Regions from separate parts of the Mus musculus genome. Here region 1 is linked to region 2. The links are chromatin loops, found by intact Hi-C in ENCODE. Cell type or tissue: heart. All regions are shown on one strand. Links, peaks and the distances in the headings refer to the core of each region. The heading gives the core; the rest is flanking DNA. Region 1 has its middle 130 kb from the start of Gm46483. Region 2 has its middle 140 kb from the start of Gm26367.

The links. Hi-C counts contacts between places; a loop is a spot of excess contacts. Peaks named below come from ENCODE experiments on the same cell type or tissue, not always from the same donor. Only the 100,000 strongest peaks of a DNase experiment are listed, where the experiment ranks them.
Region 1: a loop joins it to region 2, with 2.5 times the contacts of the local background. A loop is called at or near these places in 2 of 42 quality-filtered maps.

Annotation. Positions count from the first base shown.
Region 1 is chr14:100,601,439-100,611,417 of GRCm38, forward strand. No RefSeq gene overlaps it. Among named protein-coding and RNA genes, the nearest start is that of Gm46483, 130 kb to the right of the region's middle. In heart, for the core only: no CTCF peak of the experiment used is centred there; a DNase peak (open chromatin) is centred at 5,893.
Region 2 is chr14:100,553,380-100,563,358 of GRCm38, forward strand. No RefSeq gene overlaps it. Among named protein-coding and RNA genes, the nearest start is that of Gm26367, 140 kb to the left of the region's middle. In heart, for the core only: a CTCF peak has its summit at 5,069; a DNase peak (open chromatin) is centred at 5,192.

The DNA of each region.
Region 1 (9,979 bases), core at 1,306-9,305, 48 kb after region 2:
AAAAAAAGTAAATAACAAATAAAAAAATCAAATAAAGATATAGTGTAATTTCCCCTTGAAGAGGGAGCTGCCTTTTACTTGAACTGATGTTTTTCTTATATTTATGGAATTTTAAATCTAAAATATGCAGAAAGAGATAGAAGAGTACTGAAGGAATGGAGCACTGCCCAGAGACCAGTCAGCAAGTGTATTTTTCGGTCCTTTTTAAAGGGCACAGTCAGTGAGAGCCACAAGGCTGTGCTTCTAGATAAATGGATAAGAAAATATCAAATTCTGTGCTACCATTTTCATTATTGCTCATTAGAGAGACCCAAGTTGATAAAATGTATTCTAGCTGTTTTTAAGGAAACCAGGGCATCTTGTGGCCATCAGAATTTATAGAGCCCTGCCCAATAGCTTCAACTGGATTAGATTTTAACCCGGCAAACAGTCTTATCTCTTAAGAGCTAGGACCAGAAATTAAATTATAAATTGATATTATCAATAGTAGAAATGTTATCTTGAGCCCTGGAGGCCAGGGGCTGATTGAATCACATTCATCACAGATGGCTTTGTGGGTGATGGCTGTGTTTGGGTGTGCGGCTATGTTTAAATGCTGCAACTAGTAGGCTGCTTAGCTGAGCTAGTTAGCACACAGGGCTGATCAGAGCTGCAGCACAGTCTCCTGCATTCTACAGTCCAGTCAGCACTTTGTTTAGCAACAGCCATTCAGAGCCTAAGTTGATGTGGCACATCACACCAATGATCCCAGTAATAGAGCTAATTGTAGTTATGGAAAAATTAATTTTATGCACCTATAATGATACAAACTGGCAAAATAGAGTGGATGACCCTTGCAGTATACATGTGAGTTTCTTTTGAGAAAAATTGTCATACTCAATTCTGTGCTACCATTTTTATTATTGCTCATTAGAGAGGCCCAAGTTTATAAAATGTATTCTAGCTATTTTTTAGAAAACCATGGCATATTGTGGACATCAGGATTTATAGAACCCTGCTCAGTAGCTTTGCAGAAATTTCTATGTTTTGTCCAATTTGACCTGTAACTGCTGACACTCATGAGCTCAGCGTAGAATGATTGTTTACTAAACAGCAACCATATACAGGAAATTCATTGGTATTAGCGAGACGACCATCATGAAAGTTGAATGCCCAACAATGAATGACAATTCTGGTGCTCTTCTTATATTTAAAGGGCGTTAAATATAAAGTATGCAAAATGATGCAGGAACAAAGTGCTATCCAGAGACAAGTCCACAAAATACGATGATCCAAAGGAATTCATGAAGCAATGGAAATGAACCAGTGAGAATTGTGTGGCCTTGCAGAGTGGAGACAGCACAGGAGGCAGTGGTCGAGAGGAGGCAGATAAGCCAAGTGTGCAGCCCAGGAATGAAGAAGAATGAGGGCAAGATCTCCACAGCAAGGCTGTAAACCTGATGGCAATTCTTTCTCCACTATGACCATTCTTACTATTATGTTTCCATGTTTATAAACTTGTAAAAATTTCTCTTGTTCCTTGGGAGCCTAGATACACAGAAGTTTCTAAATTCTCTTACTTATTTCTATGTTCTTACAATAAATATCCATCACTGGAGATTAACTAAGGGTGGCCTTGTGCAATAATGTCCAAACATTTTCTTTAATGAAATTATTTTATTGCCTTAGGAACTGGTGGTTATATCTGAGATTCTCATCTTATTTCATAGTTGTAACATTGCTACCACATGATTTTTTTTATCACTCTACCTTTCTTCTTTTTTATTAGATATTTTCTTTATTTACATTTCAAATGCTATCCCAGAAGTTCCCTATACCCTCCCCCCACCCTGCTCCCCAACCCACCCACTCCCACTTCTTGGCCCTGGCATTCCCCTGTACTGGGGCATATAAAGTTTGCAAGACCTAGGGGCCTCTCTTCCCATCTTGTGTCCCTCTACCTTTCTTTAGTGCAAAGTTATTGGAATCAATCCATGGTCCTAAAGTTTATCAAAAATTTTCCCACTGTATGTATTATGAAAGCTGAATCTCATTTCTGTATAGCCACATATTCATTAGTTATAATGCAACTCAATTAACATAAACATGGCTTCAAATGTAGAAAACTATTTTGCATATCATTTGCTTATATAGCTTGATTGTGTATGTGTAGACTGATGAATATTTAGCACTAATTATTCAAAAATGATTGGGACATATTAAAGAAAATACGTTGAAAAACCATTATTCTCCATCATCATGAGATGAAAAGAAGATAAAGGATAACTTTAGATTTTTAAAATCTAAGTGAGTTTCTTTTTAGGGGATAAATAAAAAATTATTACTAGGATGATGTGAATATGAAACTATTTCTCTGGTGTTTCAATTCAAAACTCAAGGAGTACATTTCTTAGGACAAGCTGTGGAAGCAGCTTTGCAGTGTCAAAATGACCAGTTAGCATGAGAAATGCTGTTGGCACCACCAATGTGGCCAGTCACAGTGGAGAGCAGAGAGACATACATAGTGACCACGTCAGTTTGCATTGGAAAAGTACCATGAAACAATAAAGGTAGCAGTGTCAAAAGCCTGAAAAGAGAGCTGACCACTATTTAAGAACACTGAGGCTACAGAAAAGATAGAGTCAACACCTGGCCACACATTTGCACTTCAAATCCATGCACTGCCTCTACTGTGGAGAATTGTACCAGTTGCAGTAGATAGGGGGTCTGAGTAAGGCTTACTGTGATAGGTGGCAGGAGATAGGTGGGAAGTATGAACATGAAGAGGTACAGCACAATATCTGTCCCTAAAACCTTATGATGAATTCTCTACTTATCCTGAGGAGAGGGAAGAGATCACAAAAAAACTGTACTGCAACAGGACTTTTTCTGAGGAGAGGCAACACACCTGTCTCCACACCCCAGGTAGGGAGCACACAACAGACCAAAGTACAGATATCAGCTAAGTCCAATTTTGTAAACCCATGAGTTTTATTGGAATTACAGGAATTTGGGTGAGGGGTTACTTGTAGGAGCAGAAATGATGCCAAGACAGGTTATCATTGAAGCCCAGCCCAGTATGGGTGACAGCTCACAAAGGTAGAAGCCTGTAACATACGCTCCTGCCTGCAGGCAGCTCAGCAAGTTGGAGACCCTCCCTTCCAGGTGGCTCAGTTGGTCTATACCTATTCAAGACAGCTTCAGATGGCCTCTGCTTCTTCCAGGCAGCTGGTCTGATTTCAAGATTCTTCTTTGAAGTTTGGTTCTCCTGAGAGTGACTCTCCAGAGTCTTTACTGTTTACTCTTAGAAAGGCTTAGTGAATCTGATCAGTTTCAGGGACTTCCAGAAGCTATTTTGAGTAGTTTAGTTTCTGTTTTAAAGAGCTTCTCTGCAGTATGAAATGCTTCAACCAGGGGAGTGAGTGATGACTACACAACAGGAACAAATAAAACATTAACAGAAAATGTTGCTAGACTGACAGGATCTCCTTCCTTCCTTCCTTCCTTCCTTCCTTCCTTCCTTCCTTCCTTCCTTCCTTCCTTCCTTCCTTCCTTCCTTTCTTCCTTCCTTCCTTCCTCCCTCCCTCCCATCCTCTCATCCTTCCTCCCTTTTTCCTCCATCTCCTTTGTTCCCTCTTTTTGTTTCTTTGTTTGTTTGTTTCTTTCCTCTTCTTTCTTTCTTTCTTTCTTTCTTTCTTTCTTTCTTTCTTTCTTTCTTTCTTTCTTTCTTTCTTTCTTTCGTTATTTTGTTCTTCCCTTCCTGTCATTGTTTCCTACCATTCTTTCCGTATACTTAGAACATAGAAAAATGCCTTTTATTTTGAACTAATTTAGAGCTCTAAAAACATTTTAAAGTACTTATAGTGTTCATGTCTGGTCCCCTGATACATGTATGTAGTCAAATTCCTACTTATTCAAGCCAGCAATTTGGCACATTACTTTTTGTGACAATCCAGTAAAATTATCCACAGACAACTAAGTTCTCATTTGTCCCCTAGAATCTTTCTCAAGGTTGTGGGTATCACAAAAAAAAATCTTCACATTTCTTTCAGTGTATGACTCTTAGATGCTATTCTGATGGCTTGTGAGAATCTTTCTATATGTATTTCATATTGAGAGGTGTTTATTACCTAGCTAATTTAGGAATACGAATAGTACTGAAAATTTGTCCCCTTGCAAAATATTAAGATGGTTAGATTGGAGCCTTCCCAATAATTCTTACTGAAAGATGAGTGGTTTCTGTCCATTTAATTTTTTTCTGAATGTATTATATGCGTGCATAGGTGTAGGCATGCTTACATGTTTATCTTCTGAGGTCACTTCTCCTATTGAATCTGGACTTTGACAACTATGGCTTATCTAAATAGGTAGCTTGTCTTGGGGGAACCCTGTCTCTAACAGCTGAGTGCTATGATTACAGGTAGAACACCGTATCTAACTGTCTTATGTGGGTTCTCAGGATCTACATTTTGGTTCTCAACTTGTAAAGCAAGCGTTTTATCCACCGAGGCCCCTCCCCAGCGGGACTTTGGATGTGTTCTTACTAGAACTGTTTTACCTTGATGAGCTGGCTATGGCAGCAGCTGCCCTGGTCCTCAAGTATAAAGTTCTAATTTTCTCCAAGGAGTTAGTGAGACCTGTGGGAAAATGTTAGCTCTGTGAATTATCCCATTCATTTTTACACTTTTGCCATCAAATTTGAATATCTGAACATGATTCTTCCCAGAAATAATGATTACAAACTCTAGCATGTAACGATAGGTTTTTTTTTTTTTAAAGAAAATGCATTTTCCTCTATTCTATTTTATTACTTAGCATTCTAATGCAAGGAAGAGTTATGTGTTATTTGCCACTCATTGATTTCTATGGATTTTCTTTTATATTCAATTCCCACTTGCCAACCTATACATATTTTCCTGTGACCAAAGGCTCTATCACCATTTTGTTCACTGATGTTGCCAATGGTTGGTAATGAACATGAGTTTATTGGTCCTCTACGTGTTCTTCATAGCTTCTTTTGCCTTGGTTTGGGCCTCCATGACTGACTTGCTCCAATGCTGTAGACATATGTTATTTAACTTGATAGTCCATTAATATCTTTCATTTACCCTCTTGGCCCTGGTTTTCAGTGATGCATTCTGGACAGTCATTGTTCTCATAATATCCTGATTGTAACATAACTTCTTACTTTTAGGACAGCGATTCTATTTAAGTCAGGGTCAAAAGAGTACTGTTCAATGTTGGGCGTTTTGTCTGCCAACTTCAGTACTTTTCTCTTTCAGTAATGGTTTTCCTTATGTTGAGACCTCTTCATTGTTGAGACCACTTCATGAAGTGGCTTTCTTCATTTTCTGTTACATTTACAGCCCAATTCATTAATATCTCTTTAAATGTATACATTTGCTGATATCATGTGAATGCATATATTTTATATAGTTTAGCCTGAATCATTTTTCACAGCTTAGAGAATGAAAGCCAAATTCACAAATATACTTCAATACAAAAAGTCTGGAAAGTTTTCCTTTCTTTTCTTTTCTTTTCTTTTCTTTTCTTTTCTTTTCTTTTCTTTTCTTTTTCTTTTTCTTTTTTTAAAAGACTTCAGTAAAGAAACACCAAGTCTTTTGTTGATGAGAACTGAATTGTAAAGAGGTAGTTGATGGCATGTCCTAGCAGATGTTAATGGGTTTCTCAGTGACAAGAACACTTCAGACATTAGATATGACATATTTCAAAACTGTGTATTGAAGGTCAATAGACCTTCTATCCAAAAACTGTCTTGCTCTCCATCCTTAATTTGCGCCTAGGCTTGCTTTCTGTTCTCCACCACTCAGTTCCCATGTCCCTTTGTGTGCCTCATCAAATTGGCTGAACTCTTTCTCATCTTTAGAAGCTGGCTAAAAGCCTGCTTCAGCTGTTGGTCTCTGTCCAGCTGGCAAATCCATCCTGCTTCTAAGGCTCTCATATTGCTTCGGTTGTGCCCTAGCTTCTCTTCTGAGAGTGGAACAGAATATTCAAGTTGGTAGGCTCACCTATTCTCGCATTATTCGAATTGGAAGAAAAGGGGAAAAAAGGTGATGATGATGAGGAGAAGAAGGCTGGTGATATTGATGAAAATGATATATGATGATGATGGTGATGATGATGAGGAGAAGAATTTTTTTTTTAGACAAGGTCTTGGTATGAATCCCTGGCCAGTTGGTACTCATATAGCTCAGGGTGGTCTCAAATTCAAAGTAATTCTTCTGGCTCAGCTTCTTGAGTTCTGGAATTAAAGCAATCAACACAATCTTGAAAATAACAGAATACAGAAAACTGTGATCACAGTATGTGCATTGTTTTAATCTCCCATAATAGCTTCTCAAGGGTACAAAGGGTCTCACATTTTTTTTTTTTTTTTTTTTTTTTTTGTGGACCATACCCTTTGGTGTGAGGGCTAGAATTTACATTCCTCTTTTACAAGTTAAAAACTCAGCCTTCCCTTATCTGAAATTTTAATTTCTACAATGATAGTCACTATGGTTAGTTGTGACCCAATAATATTAAATGGAAAATTCCAGAAACAAACAGTCAGTTTTAAATTGTATACTTTTCTGTTCTTTTCTGTTACCCACAATGTAGCCTTCAAGGACTGAGCTCCAATCATCACGATTGGCAGCAAGCATTATTACTCAATTGATCCATTTTGCTAGCCCCATGTGCTATTAGGAATAGCACAATTAAATGTTTTACTATCCCACAGCACTTCTTCCTGGACACACATCATACATTTGCATAGTGCATAGATGCTGTATATTCTACCTGACTGTTAGTCCCTGAGCTGTCATATCAGTCATCAGATCTTTCATTCTGATTGGCCTTCTATTCTGGGCACGCTATTTCACTTACTAATGTCCTCAAAGTCTGTGTAGTGATGCTGGCAGTTCAGACATGTCAAAGCTAAGCTGTTCAGTGCTCTCTCAGAGTGAAGACATGAAAGGTGCCAACTTGGCAAGGCAAGAAAAGCAGGCATAGTTGAAAAGCAGTGAAAGTAGGTAAGATTTATAGTAAGATCTTTTTAATACAATTTGGAAGAAAAAGATACTCATAACACATTTTTATCATACCTCAAACAAAAGAAGTTAATAAGGTGCAATGTATTGTAAAGTCTTGATAAAGATGGAAAAGGCATGATATTATAGGATTTGGTATTAGCTATGGTTACAAGCACACACTGGAGTCTGGGATGTATCTATCCAGGTAAGAGTAGACTGCTGGTCTTCATGGTACACAAGAAGGACTACCATATGATAATGATGGCATGTCAATATTTTAGTATCTGACAGGTTTATGAGATTCAAGAGTAAAAGGCAAATTTCATAAAGGCTTTATCTGTAAGGCAGTATGTGAATCATTGTAGTTTATATCCACTAGGGTTCTACAAGCAACTAGATAAAAATGAATGACATAATTTTATAACTCAATACTGAAAGAAAGAGCTGTATTCACACCAGACTCCAGTTGTGTTTCAAAGGTCAGTGAAGCAGACCAGGCCCACATGGGGTCAAGGCAGAAAAATGATTATTGTAATATTTATGTATTAGATATCTTAATGTTTTATTGTGGAGATCTCTGTGACAAAGTAAAATGCTCTATTTTGTCCAGCTCCTTTATGAAGGAGAATACATTCTCTCCCTCTAAGAAGACTCTCTTAGTTAGGGTTTTACTGCTGTGAACAGTCACAATGACCAATACAACTTTATAAAAGACAACCTTTAATCCTGGCTGGCTTACAAGTTCAGAGGTTCAGACCACTATCACCAAGGCAGTCGAGTTAGGAATGATATGGGAAGAGATGAGAATTCTACATCTTGTTCCAAAGGTCAACAGGTGAAGACTAACTTCCAGGCAGCTAGGAAGAAGGTTTTAAAGCCCATGCCCACAGAGACACACTTCCTCCACCAAGGCCACAGCTCCTAATAGTGACAGTCTCTGGGCCAAACATATTCAAACCACCACAAGGACCATTTGTTGTTGCCACACAGTCATTCCTGGAGCTGATGTGGTCAACACTATTCAGAAGTAGGGCAAATGATGGTGATATCTCAATTTATGAGTATCTTAATTGCCACTTTGTTCTCTTTGGGAGCTAATGTTATGTTTTCCCTTCCTCCTTGGATTTTACATAGGGTCTCCCCACAACATTTAGATAACTATGTATTTCAGCTCATTCAGATGAGAGTGGGCTTTATGTCTCTGGTTAATTTAGAGAAAATAAGCCCACGATTTTAATAATAGATTTTTTAGTAGTAACTAAAATTAAGTGATCAGCATGGCAATGAGCAAATGAGTTACATCCTAGCATAAATCCCTCTGTTGTTTGTATATTGAATCACTCGGTGTCTAGATATTCTCTTGGGTTTCCTTTCATATTCTGCATACGTATACTCCATTATCCCACACAATTTGGGGGTAATGCAGATACTGTTACTTGAATATCAGTAACACAAAATATCTTGCAATGGTATATAGAAAGTCTCTTTGAAAATCTACTTCATAAAAACCATAAGAAAACTGTAATGGTGATCAAAATCATACCTTTTTATGAGCTCGAGACATTAGGTAAAAACCAAGAAAGTAATAAACCCATTCACGAAAAACATCATCTGCAAGCAAGTACAGAGAGTGTTTGGGTATCTTGATTCACTTCACTCTTATGCCCACTCTCATGCCCTCTCCCTAGGTCTGTGGTAATCTGGGAAAGCCCACAGCCTTGCAATGCTTTTCCACTGTGCAAAGCTGCAGATTAGAAAGCTCTGGCAATGTTGTTTGGGTTTGGAGCTCTTCCCAGGCTGCACTTCCACATAATCTTTATTTGACTCAAGTCCAAATTCACTTACTGTTCAACAGCTTTGTCTCAGACACAATTGCTGAAAGCAATCAGTGGTCATTGTTTGTTGTTGTAGATACCTGTGACCAATACAATATTGGGAGCAAGCAAAGGGTAGATTAAAAAAAACTGACAAATGACAGATGAGTGTAAGATGTCCATAGGAGACTTAAATGCTCTGATAGAGTCCTGAGAAACTAGAAAGCTAGTCACACACCAGATCTGAGAGTAACTATCTTTCACCTTTGGCTAACCTTGAGCTTCCCAGCAGGAGCAGGAATGAAGGTTACAGTGGTATTGGGAGCTATCCAAGCTTTAACTGTGTGCCCCAAGGCTCACACAAAGACCACCCAGCAAAGCTGAAGAAACTAACTAAAGACATTAAAAAATATCTCTGTCTAAATTATTAGCTAACAACTGAGATGATGAGTCTTCAGTGGCCAAATATGAATAGATTTTATAGATTTAGCTGAGGAAGTCACTAAACAAAATAACACAGCAATAATAATAACAATAAGTAAGAAATACCAAACCATAAAGACAAAAGAATTGACTTTGGGATTTCTCTCATTTAATTGCTTAACATGTCTGTCTGTCTACCTATCTTTCTTTCTTTCTTTCTTTCTTTCTTTCTTTCTTTCTTTCTTTCTTTCTTTCTTTCTTTCTTTCTTTCTTTCTTTCTTTTTCTCTTTCTTTCTCTCTCTCTTCCTTTCTTTCTTCCTTCCTTCCTTTCTTTCTTTCTTTCTTTCTTTCTTTCTTTCTTTCTTTCTTTCAAACAGGTAGCCCTGCCTGTCCTGGAACTTACTCTGTAGACCAGGCTGGCCTCGAACTCAGAAATCCACCTGCCTCTGCCTCTCAAGTGCTGGGATTAAAGGTGTGAGCCTCCACTGCTCTGCTACATGTCTATCTTTCAATAGAAAATCATGAGACATGTAAAACAAAGCACACACACACACACACACACACACACACACACACACACACACACAGGGGGAGAGAGAGAGAGAGAGAGAGAGAGAGAGAGAGAATATGACCCAGAAAGTGGTTAATATAAACAGTGTTACAGATGCTTGGTGTACTAAGCAAATATTCCATACTGGTTATTATAATTAAATAAATAATGACAATAAAGAA
Region 2 (9,979 bases), core at 915-8,914:
CTGCCTTCAGTCATTTCTTTTCTCTTCATGTCCTGAACTTTTTTTTTAATTTGAGAAAAGCTGTATAGAGAGTTTTCAACAACCTGTCAAACATGCAAAGCAGCAATTCAAATGTTTTATACAACAAGAAGAAAATAGGTTGGCATTGACACCCCAGGAAAGCTGAAAACTCCATGTACCCATGCCAGGCTGAGGGTCCAGGGTGAGACCCAGGGTATCACATTATTGTCACTGCTTCTGCTCTTCTTTATTAATTGTGTAAAAAAGGATCATAGATCATAGTAAAGGAGTTGTTGGTTTAGAGTCTACCACTGACTGCCAAAAAGTGGTGTGAGTGTATGTGTGTGTGTCTCTGTATGTATGTCTGTGTGTGTCTGTGTGTGTGTCTGTGTGTGTGTGTCTGTGTGTATGTGTGTCTGTCTGTGTGTGTTTGTGTGTGTCTGTGTATGTTTGTGTGTGTCTGTGTGTCTGTCTGTCTATGAGAGTGCTTTTCATGACTGAGTATTTATGTAATTGCCTGTATCATTTAAACTAATTTTATTGAGGCGAATTAGAAAATTCCTTTTGTGTTGGTAACTTGGCTCATTATCAGATGTAGTTCAAAACAAGCTAAAAGCTCAGAGAATCCAAGTTCTGTTTAAGAAATTATTTCATATGTTTTTTTAAATTTCAATGAAAAATTAGGAAACATTGTTTAATGGAACTCTGTCATGTCTAAAAATTGTAAAATAATTTCCAACAAATGACTCATAGTGGCATATTATAATGGGCTGAAATATTTCCAGATGACTCTAAAATGTTGTAAGCATATCTTTATGTGTTTTTTTTTCTCATAAGCTAGTTAGATTGTTGTATTTCATATTTGATTAACTAAGGCTAGAACTTGACCTTTCTAAAAAAAAAAAAGCCAAAATAAATTTTAGTCTTTACATTTCAAAAATAGGTTGAGTTTTCAAGCCAAAGAAAGACTTAATATTGACTTAAAACATTTGCCCATTTGTTTCCATGTAGACTCTCTTAATGTCTCTCCTTATTATCTCCCCAGGTCTGTTTGACACAGGTATCAAGACAGCCTTAACTTGTATGAATTTATTGCTTAAGAAAAACATGACTATTCAGCACGAGGAGAAGGCACACTGCATTAAAAAGTTATGCAATAGATAACTTAGTTTCAAATATAATTACGTCTTATTAATGTTCACATTGGATGATAGGTATAGGCAATGCCTAATTTGTTGCCATGGTTTTTCATTTCTTAAACTCTACACAACTACCTAAGTACAGGAAATTGGACGTAGGTAACATATCTAAGCCGGAAAATGGCAAGGGTTTAAATTATTTTTCTTCTCTTGTTCACACAGGGTGTGTTTGTACTTGATTCTATTTCATTGTTAATAAAGCATTGTTGGAAATACTTTGCTGAGGAGCTTGGTCTCTTGGAACTCTCACACTGAGAGTATGGTCATCTGTGTTTGCAATAAGATATTGGTTTGAAGGACTTTATGGATATTTCTCAGTATTCATCAGAGAATTAGGTTAGGTTGGCTACTATATTAATTCCTTCAAAGCTTCAAAAGTTATTTACATAAAAGTGAAATTTAGAGAGTAAGGATGAGAAGCAACCTGCTTCAGAACAGATACTGACCTTTATCTGACTCCTTAAACACCCGAAACACCTGAAAATAGTGACGCTGATCAATTCTGTCCACCTGCACTGGATAGGAAGATGCTCTATCAGGAGAGGGTAATGCGCTTTTTCATTCACTTCTGTTTCATCCCGTGTTTTTCTTTTCTTTACCTTGTGAATGACAAAGGAGAAAGTAAGAAAAACCAGAAGAGAAAAGTAAAATTAATATTCGTTATGAAAGATTTTTAGGCCGGGCGGTGGTGGTGCATGCCTTTAATCCCAGGACTCGGGAGGAAGAGACAGGCGGATTTCTGAGTTTCAGGACAGCCTGGTCTACAATGTGAGTTCCAGGAGGGCCAGGGCCATACAGAGAAACCCTGTCTCGAAAAACCAAAAAAAAAAAAAAAAAAAAAAAAAAAAAAAAAAAAAAAAAGATTTTAGAAAAATATCTTCCTTAAACTTAAATTCAGCTGGTGTAAAACCCAGAGGGAATCACCTCTGATTCCTTTAAAAGATTCCTTAAACATTATAGGAGGATGGTGCTTCAGCCTTTCAATTACATTATATCCTGTCCATTCTTCCAAGAAAATGTTTCATGAGTGACTTTTAGACAATACACAATGTGGTTATGATGAAAGACCCAGTCCTTGGCTGCAAGGACCTTAGACATGTAACTAGCAATAAAAGACTGAGTTTACAGTTTAAGATGGAGGTGCTCTAGACCAGACAGGGATGAGGAACGTGAGACTTAAGCTGTATTTTTAGGGAGGGCTGGCACTGTCTACGTGAAGGCAGCAAAGCAGAGGTAATTGTAGGCAGAGCTTGATTGAACAGAGATGTGAAAGAAAGTGCATATTACATGAGAGAAAGATGCTCTATCAGGAGAGGGTAATGTGCTTTTTCATTGACTTCTGACTCTGAAACCGTTACCATGGCATTTCCAAGTTACTCCACTGTTGCTGTATGTCACTCATAGTCCTGTAGCTAACAGTTCTTACAAGCTTATTTCTTCCTGTCAGTCATTTCCATTTTGAAACTATTTCTTTTCTTACTTCTGTTTCCACCTTTTGACTTTATTTATAGCCCAAATAGAGATTGTCCCAGGGTGTTGATAGAACTGTTTTTATGGACGCCCTTGAGTCCTTTCATGAGACCTGGTGAAGACAGGTGAGAACTGGAAGTAGTGGGGAGGGGTTCATGGTGAGTTCGATGGTGGAATCTCTCCTGAATGAAATTCTCAACTTTTAGCATATGCTCATCTCCTCAAAGGGGGTATTTATTGTTAAGGTTTATACTATTAAGAGCATGTTAGAAGTCTCTATATTACATGAATAAATGATGTCTTTTCTTTAAAAGCCCACTTAAAAACAATAAAATGCGCATGACAGTCAATGAAAATAATTTTGAGTATAATTTCACCATCAAAAATTGAGGTTTCATGCTATGTGATGTTATAACTGTTCTGTATGCTAAGTCATGATATGGCTGTGAGTGGATGCTCAGGGTATACTTTTTCAGGATAGAGGGCAACACTGGCCTTGCCTTCTTCCTTTTGTCAGGACTAGAAATAAAATCAAGGGCTTTACACACACTAAGCTGGAACTCAGTCACACACCTAGGCTCAAGTTATTATCTTCATATTCTATTTAATATTTAGGGAAGTTACACGTCAACTGTTTTCTACTATTATGGCTCTTTTAAGCCTTAGTTGCTATTCTTGCTTTAAAAAAATCATTTAAAAAAATCTTTTGCTGATGTATGCAAAACCAAGCAAGAGCGCTCCCTTACAACATCCACCTAATACGTCTGCCCTTCTCTCTAAGCACAGAAACTCCCACAGGTCTTCCACTTCACTGTATCATTTTTAGGCATCTCTGGAGCCTGGTTCCCATGGACATATATTATTTATGCAGAAGGAAACTAAGCTGAGCTCTTACCATTGGGCTGAACATCTTCTTTACTTAGCTGTGACCAATGATATCATAGTCAAGTGGTTAAGAGGATGGCCAGCTTAGAGGCCAATGAGGAATACCTTCATCATTTAGAGAAACACAAATCAGAATTTCTCATTTACTTATTGAATTGAAAAATAAGAATTACTTATGTTTACCATGAACTATTTCATGACAAACATATATGTTTACCATGAATGTGTTTTGAAATATACATATATACGTATGTATATGTGTGTATATACATATGTGGGGGTTATAGAATAAGTAAACTGAGCTAAATAATATTTGTATTACACTGTGTATCTTATAAAAGAAAACATAAAACTTAGAAGAAAGAAAACCTCGAAACAATAAGAATGTATGTAGAAAATACAAATATAATCTTACTCAGCTTACAAGAGAAAGTAAAAGTATAATACTCATAATTAAATATCATTTATAACCAGAAGCTTATCTTTCCATTTAAGAATTGGCTAGTATTCTGATTGTTTTAAGTGAGTTTTTAAGGGAGGAGCGCTGTTGTGGCATCTTCACAGGTATGTGTCAGCACACCCGGTGTTCACCTGTCTCCCTCACGACTGCCTCCCCTCATTCCCTGCCAACCATCTCCTAGTTCACCATCTTCCTGCAGTGGCTCTAGCCTTTTGCTTTCTTATCATATGTTTTAATATTAAAAATTAGTCTATTCACTTTCTTGTTGGAATTTGTCTTAAAAACGACATGTTCTTTCTTTGTAGTTCAACTTGGTCTAGAATGTCCAATCGTCATGCCTCGTACTCTTAAGTGCTGGGATTACACATGTTCACTACCATACCTGATTTTTATAGTTTTTATTTTAGCCTCCAAGGTGTACTTTAATTTAAATACTGACAGAAGTCAGATACTATAATAGTATCATTTTCCTGTTGAACACTATCAGTACTCTTTCTCTCACTCTCACTCTCACTCTCGTTCATACGTCTCATTAAGTCTCACAGGCTGTCCTAGAATTCACTATATAAACCAGATTGGCATTGAGCTCACAGAGATTTGCCCACCTCTGACTCCTAAGTGCTGGAATTAAAGAAAAGAGCCACTATGAATGGCTTTTCAATTTGGCTTTTAAAAAGCCAGTCAATTATGCAACCTTTAAAAGAAATTCTTCATTTGAAAATATCAGTAGTCAATTTTTTTTTATAAAAAGAAGACCTAAGCATTACTATAAAGAACATAAAGAACATGAGGAAGGAAGAGAGAGCTGACTGTAGAAAATAATATATCTAGAAATAGAAACATCCGATATTTCTGTTTAGTTTCTTTCTCTGCTTTATCAGTTTTATGGATTTCAAATCAAGCTATACATATTTTGCTCTCCATTTTCTTTTTACAGTAGGAAGTAATCTTTAAGCATGCTTTAGTGGAGAGAATTCTTGATATTTGTGGACTAGTGAGTGTGTGGAAGAAAAACAAGAACCCAGATCTGAATCTGCGGAATGCACACCAGGGGGAAAGCCAGGGGACGAGCCCCAGGGAAGTCAGCTGCAGGAAGATTTTCTAACAGCGGTGGTGGAAGAGAGGGGCTGGGTCATGGACTTCCTGGCTCACAGCCAGCTGGGAAGGAGCCAGAAAGCTGGGAAAGCAATTGAATAAAAAATAATGAAAGTAACACAGCCCAATGGTTTTGGTCATTGGGCTCCTGGCAATGTCATTAGCAAACGGTTTCCTGTGCACATCAAGGGAGAGGGGATGCAAGAAAGGCCTGTCAGGTAATGTAAGGAACCTGGGCTCTAATTCTATGCACATGTACAAGCAAAATTTCCACAGTGTTTTGTAATATCATGCTTAGCCAGAAAACAGAGAGAGTAAGTGAATTATTTTGGCACATGTTTATAATTTTATTTGATGTTTTTGATCATGTCATGAATTTAGCTTCCTTCTCCCCAGGACACTGTATTAGAGACAGGATCTTTATGACAGAGATATGACTATCAAGAATTGGTGTGTTGGTAAACAATTGAACACGGATCCCAAAGTCCCCATCTAATATCATACTTGACATAATAATTATCACTGTAAATTCACGAAGACTCCAATTATCAAATGTATTTTATGGAATGAAACCTGGTTTGTCTAATTCACAGATTCTAAATAGACTGTGGACGAGTCTTAAAATCTGCCTTCAGTTTAATTTCTTTGCTTGATTTTTCCCCCTTGGGGTAAAAAAATAACGGACAGCTGTGGGGAAAGTCACTATATATTCTAAATAGAAGTTTGATAAGGTGTTTCTGGAAATTTCTGGAGTTGGCCTTTTCAACCTTATTTTGAACAATTTAAAACATGTTTCAAGGGGTTGATGCGAAAAGTCTTAGAAAAAAAACAAAACAAACAACAACAACAAAAATTGTTGTCCGGTGTGACTATGGCTGAAATGTTTTAAAGGCACGTGGGGATATTTGGAAGATCAAAATTTTGTCTTCTCACAGGTCAGTTTATGGCGAACTTTACTTTGTTCCTAAAAAGTTTTAAAGAAGTTTATTTTCTTCTTGAAGTTTTGATTACATTTTATTAATTATTAATTTACTTCTTTATTTATTATTTAGTGTGTGTTTATGTGTATGTGTGCACACATATGCATGCAAGTTTCACAAGGCATACACCTGAAGGTCAGAGGACAACTAACTGGATTAAATTCTCTTCTACCAGGTTAGTCACCAGGAAGACTGAAATCGAATAATCAGGTGCGCTGACAGGCGCTTTTTTTTCCCTCTCAAAGAATACATTGTATTTTGGCAAGGGCTATCATATTTAGCGCAGGTTAGCCTTGAACATATTAGTCTCTGGCCTCTGGGTTGCAAGTGCAGGATTTGTTGCTTTGAAATAATTGTGTTAGATGTTGTTGAGATATTTTTTCTCCATAAACTCCCATTTGCCACTGTCACTATTACCCAGCGACTGTCACTATTACCCAGCGACTGTCACTCTTACCCAGTTTGATGATGTCCGGGTTCCCTGAATTTGTCCTTGTGTATGACTGGTATCGTGTCTTAATGTGTGTTTGCACACGGCTTCCTGTGAGCATGGCATTTACTCGATGAAGGCTTTCTGTCCATGTTCTTGCAACACTTGCAGAAAGGGTTTTGTTAAATGATTTAATCTGTAGATAACAAGATCCTAATTTATTTTGGTTTATTTGTTTTGCAGCACTGAAGATGGAAGCAAGAGTCTTACAGAAGATAGGTACCCTACTACTGAGCTTCATTCTCTGCCCTAAAAAAAAGGTTCTTATTTAAAAAAAAAATTGAATCTTAAAGTGTGTGTTGGATTAATTCCAGTGCATTTAAAACATTAGAGTCTCAAGAGGTGAGGATAAAACCACATTATTTTTAATCAAACATATATGCAATTTAGCATTTATTTAAAAACACAATAGTTGCTAGTACCAAACAGTGTGAATATATTTTCAGCAATTAAGAGCTACCAGCTGAAAACCATCATTTGGTACTGTATTCTTAGAATATTGGTTTCGGAGAAAACTTAAAAATGCAGGAAATATTATAGATCTCATTTGATCCTGTAGACAATAATAAACAGAAGTTTCACTCTCCCTTGGAGCCTATCTATTAAGAATTGGTCATCTAGAGCTCCTGCAATGGGATACCTGATTTGGGCACCTGTGGGTATATGAACCCTTCAGAGGAGAGTTGAAGGTGGAGCTCATCTGTTATGTGGGTAGTTAGTTTTATGTCAACTTAATACATGGCAATACATGGTAGAGTCATTTTAGAAGAGGGGACCTCAGCTGAGAAAATGCCTTCACCAGCTTGGCCTGTGAGCAAGCCTGTGGTGGTATTTCTTGCTTGATGATTCTTGTGGTAGGACCAGGGGCACTGTGTGTGGAGCTATCCTAGGGCTTGTGGTCCTGGGTTCTATAAGAAAGCAGGCTGAGAAAGCCATGGAGAGAAAACTAGTAAGCAGCATCCCTCCATGGCATCTACATCAGCTCTTGCCTCTAGGTCCCTGACCTGTTTGAATTGCTGTTCAGACTTCCTTCAATGACAGGCTGTTACCCGAAAACATAAGTGAAATAAACCTTTCCCTCCTTAAGTTACTCTTGGTTATGTTGATTAATCACAGCAATAGGAATCCTAGTTAAAAACAATTGTTAACTAAGCCTTTTGAGACACTTATAGGCATTTACTTCCAAAGAAGATAATGTAAACAATTGATAGACAAGATCAGCTTTATTTTGTTTAGTTTCTTTATTATTCTGTAGCTATTAGATTCCCAATAAGTGTAAAATGCAGGCTGTATGAATTTTATTTGGCTAAGCAGTGTTATAGAATTTAAATGAACAGATTGTTCTTCATTCTTTTGTAAGTTTTAAAACTAATAAATATTTTACTGGAGCATAGATGAGCTATTTGTTATTACTCTTAATGTTTATGATAATAAAACGAATTAAACTGGACAGGTATATAGGTGTCCATTCTAATTCTGCTCACCTAAATAATTCACATGATAAGGAAGCTTTGCATATTATCTGAATTTTACTTGCTAGTTTAAATACAATTTCTTTCAGCCAGAATATTTGTGGAAAATCCTACTGGATAAAGCTGGATCATGAGACTTCTTTTAGAGCTTTTAGAGAAGGCTGTTTATATCATATATATATATATATATATATATATATTTATATATATATGCTTTTCATACATCATAGAAATTTTTTTTTAAATTATCAAAATATATATAAAAATGTATAGTTGGACACAAATTTGTAAAATCATCCTTGCTGCGATGGATGATTACTAACAGGATTCTAATTCATCATTTGGGGTTAATTAAGGAGTTGATTATGGTGTTGCTAGGGTAGATTATGAAGTGAGATTGTTATGATTTTTGTTATAGTTTCTTTTTATGTTGTTCTTGCTTTTCTCTTCAGCACTGCCAAATGCCAATGTAGTGATTTACCAGGCAATACTGATTCAGGTATGCTGTTAAGTGACACACAGAGAAAATGTAACCAAGTGTGTGACCTCAAGAAAGGCCAGGTACGAAAGACCAACCTTGGCATGGAGAGCAGTTCTGAGAGAAAGCATGTTTGGAAGTGTCTAAAAGAATGACTCAAATCAAGAAAGTCAAGTTGTAGATCTAAGATTTTTCAGTCTGCTTCTATGTTCTGCTTTTTTTGTGGAGATTTGTCTGTCTTTATTCTGCTTGCTTGCTATTCTAAGAGATCTCTCTGTCCAAGTCTTATGCGCATGCAGGTGTGTGTGTGTGTGTGTGTGTGTGTGTGTGTGTGTGTGTGTGTGTGTGTGTGTGTTTCAGTTCTGGATAGCTCGGTCCAGTGTTCTATTTTACATATCAATAGAGTCATTTACTCCAGGTTCCCTTTTGACCATCTTATGAATCAGCATCTCACCAACTCAGCCCTTTGATTCTTAGAAGACAACAACCTCACATTTTTCTTACTATTGCAAAAGAATTCAGAGAACTGCTTACCTTTGTTAAGTACAGAAGATAAACTAAGTTGGTGGGACCATGCCCTGAAATTACCATTTCTACCACACCTGGGCCTCGACTTGCTGCATCCCAGGTTGAACTTGCCTGCATTCATATCTTTCTGACAAGCTGGCTCATAAGTGTAGCTCCTTTAGATTCATGTAGCCCCTCATATAATAATTTTTATTGCATCTCTATGTTTTGCATAGTTGAGAATATGTATTTATAAATATACATATTGTTGGCATCAGGACTTCCCAAACCTATGACATCACATAGGCTACAGCCCGACCTACAGACCTGTTGTCAAACAATGGCCACCATAGGGCTCACCTCCTACCTTTTAAGTCATTTTTCCATACAAATAAAGGGAATGCCCCTCCCTCTCTCTCATCCCTTCTTCTCTTTCTGCCACTACCTTCTCTCTCTCTCTCTCTCTCTCTCTCTCTCTCTCTCCTCTCTCTCTCTCTAAATATATATATCTCACACACACACACATACACACATACACACCTCTTCCACATGGAACTGTATTGTCCTAGTGGGCTGTTGAGATGCAACCTGCGATTCTAACACATCATATATATGTATATATACATATATGATGCATTTATGTATTTAGCATTCTTTCCCATAGTTTTAAGAGCTGTCCTGAAGGTCCCAGCATTCACCATTTTGTGGAAACCTTAGCCACACCTTTGCTTCCTGGACTCATGCAGTCTCAGAATATCATGGAGTCATTAATATTAACAGAAGAGTCCATTCCTCAAAGGGATTTGAAATTATATATATTATTACACAAACAAGCCTTACTTTCACAGCAGACATCATCAGTCATGGAATCTCACACAGGGGCCCTGTCCTAGGGGCAGGAACCATGTCCCTCTGTCCCCACCAGGATCACACCGAGTTCGAC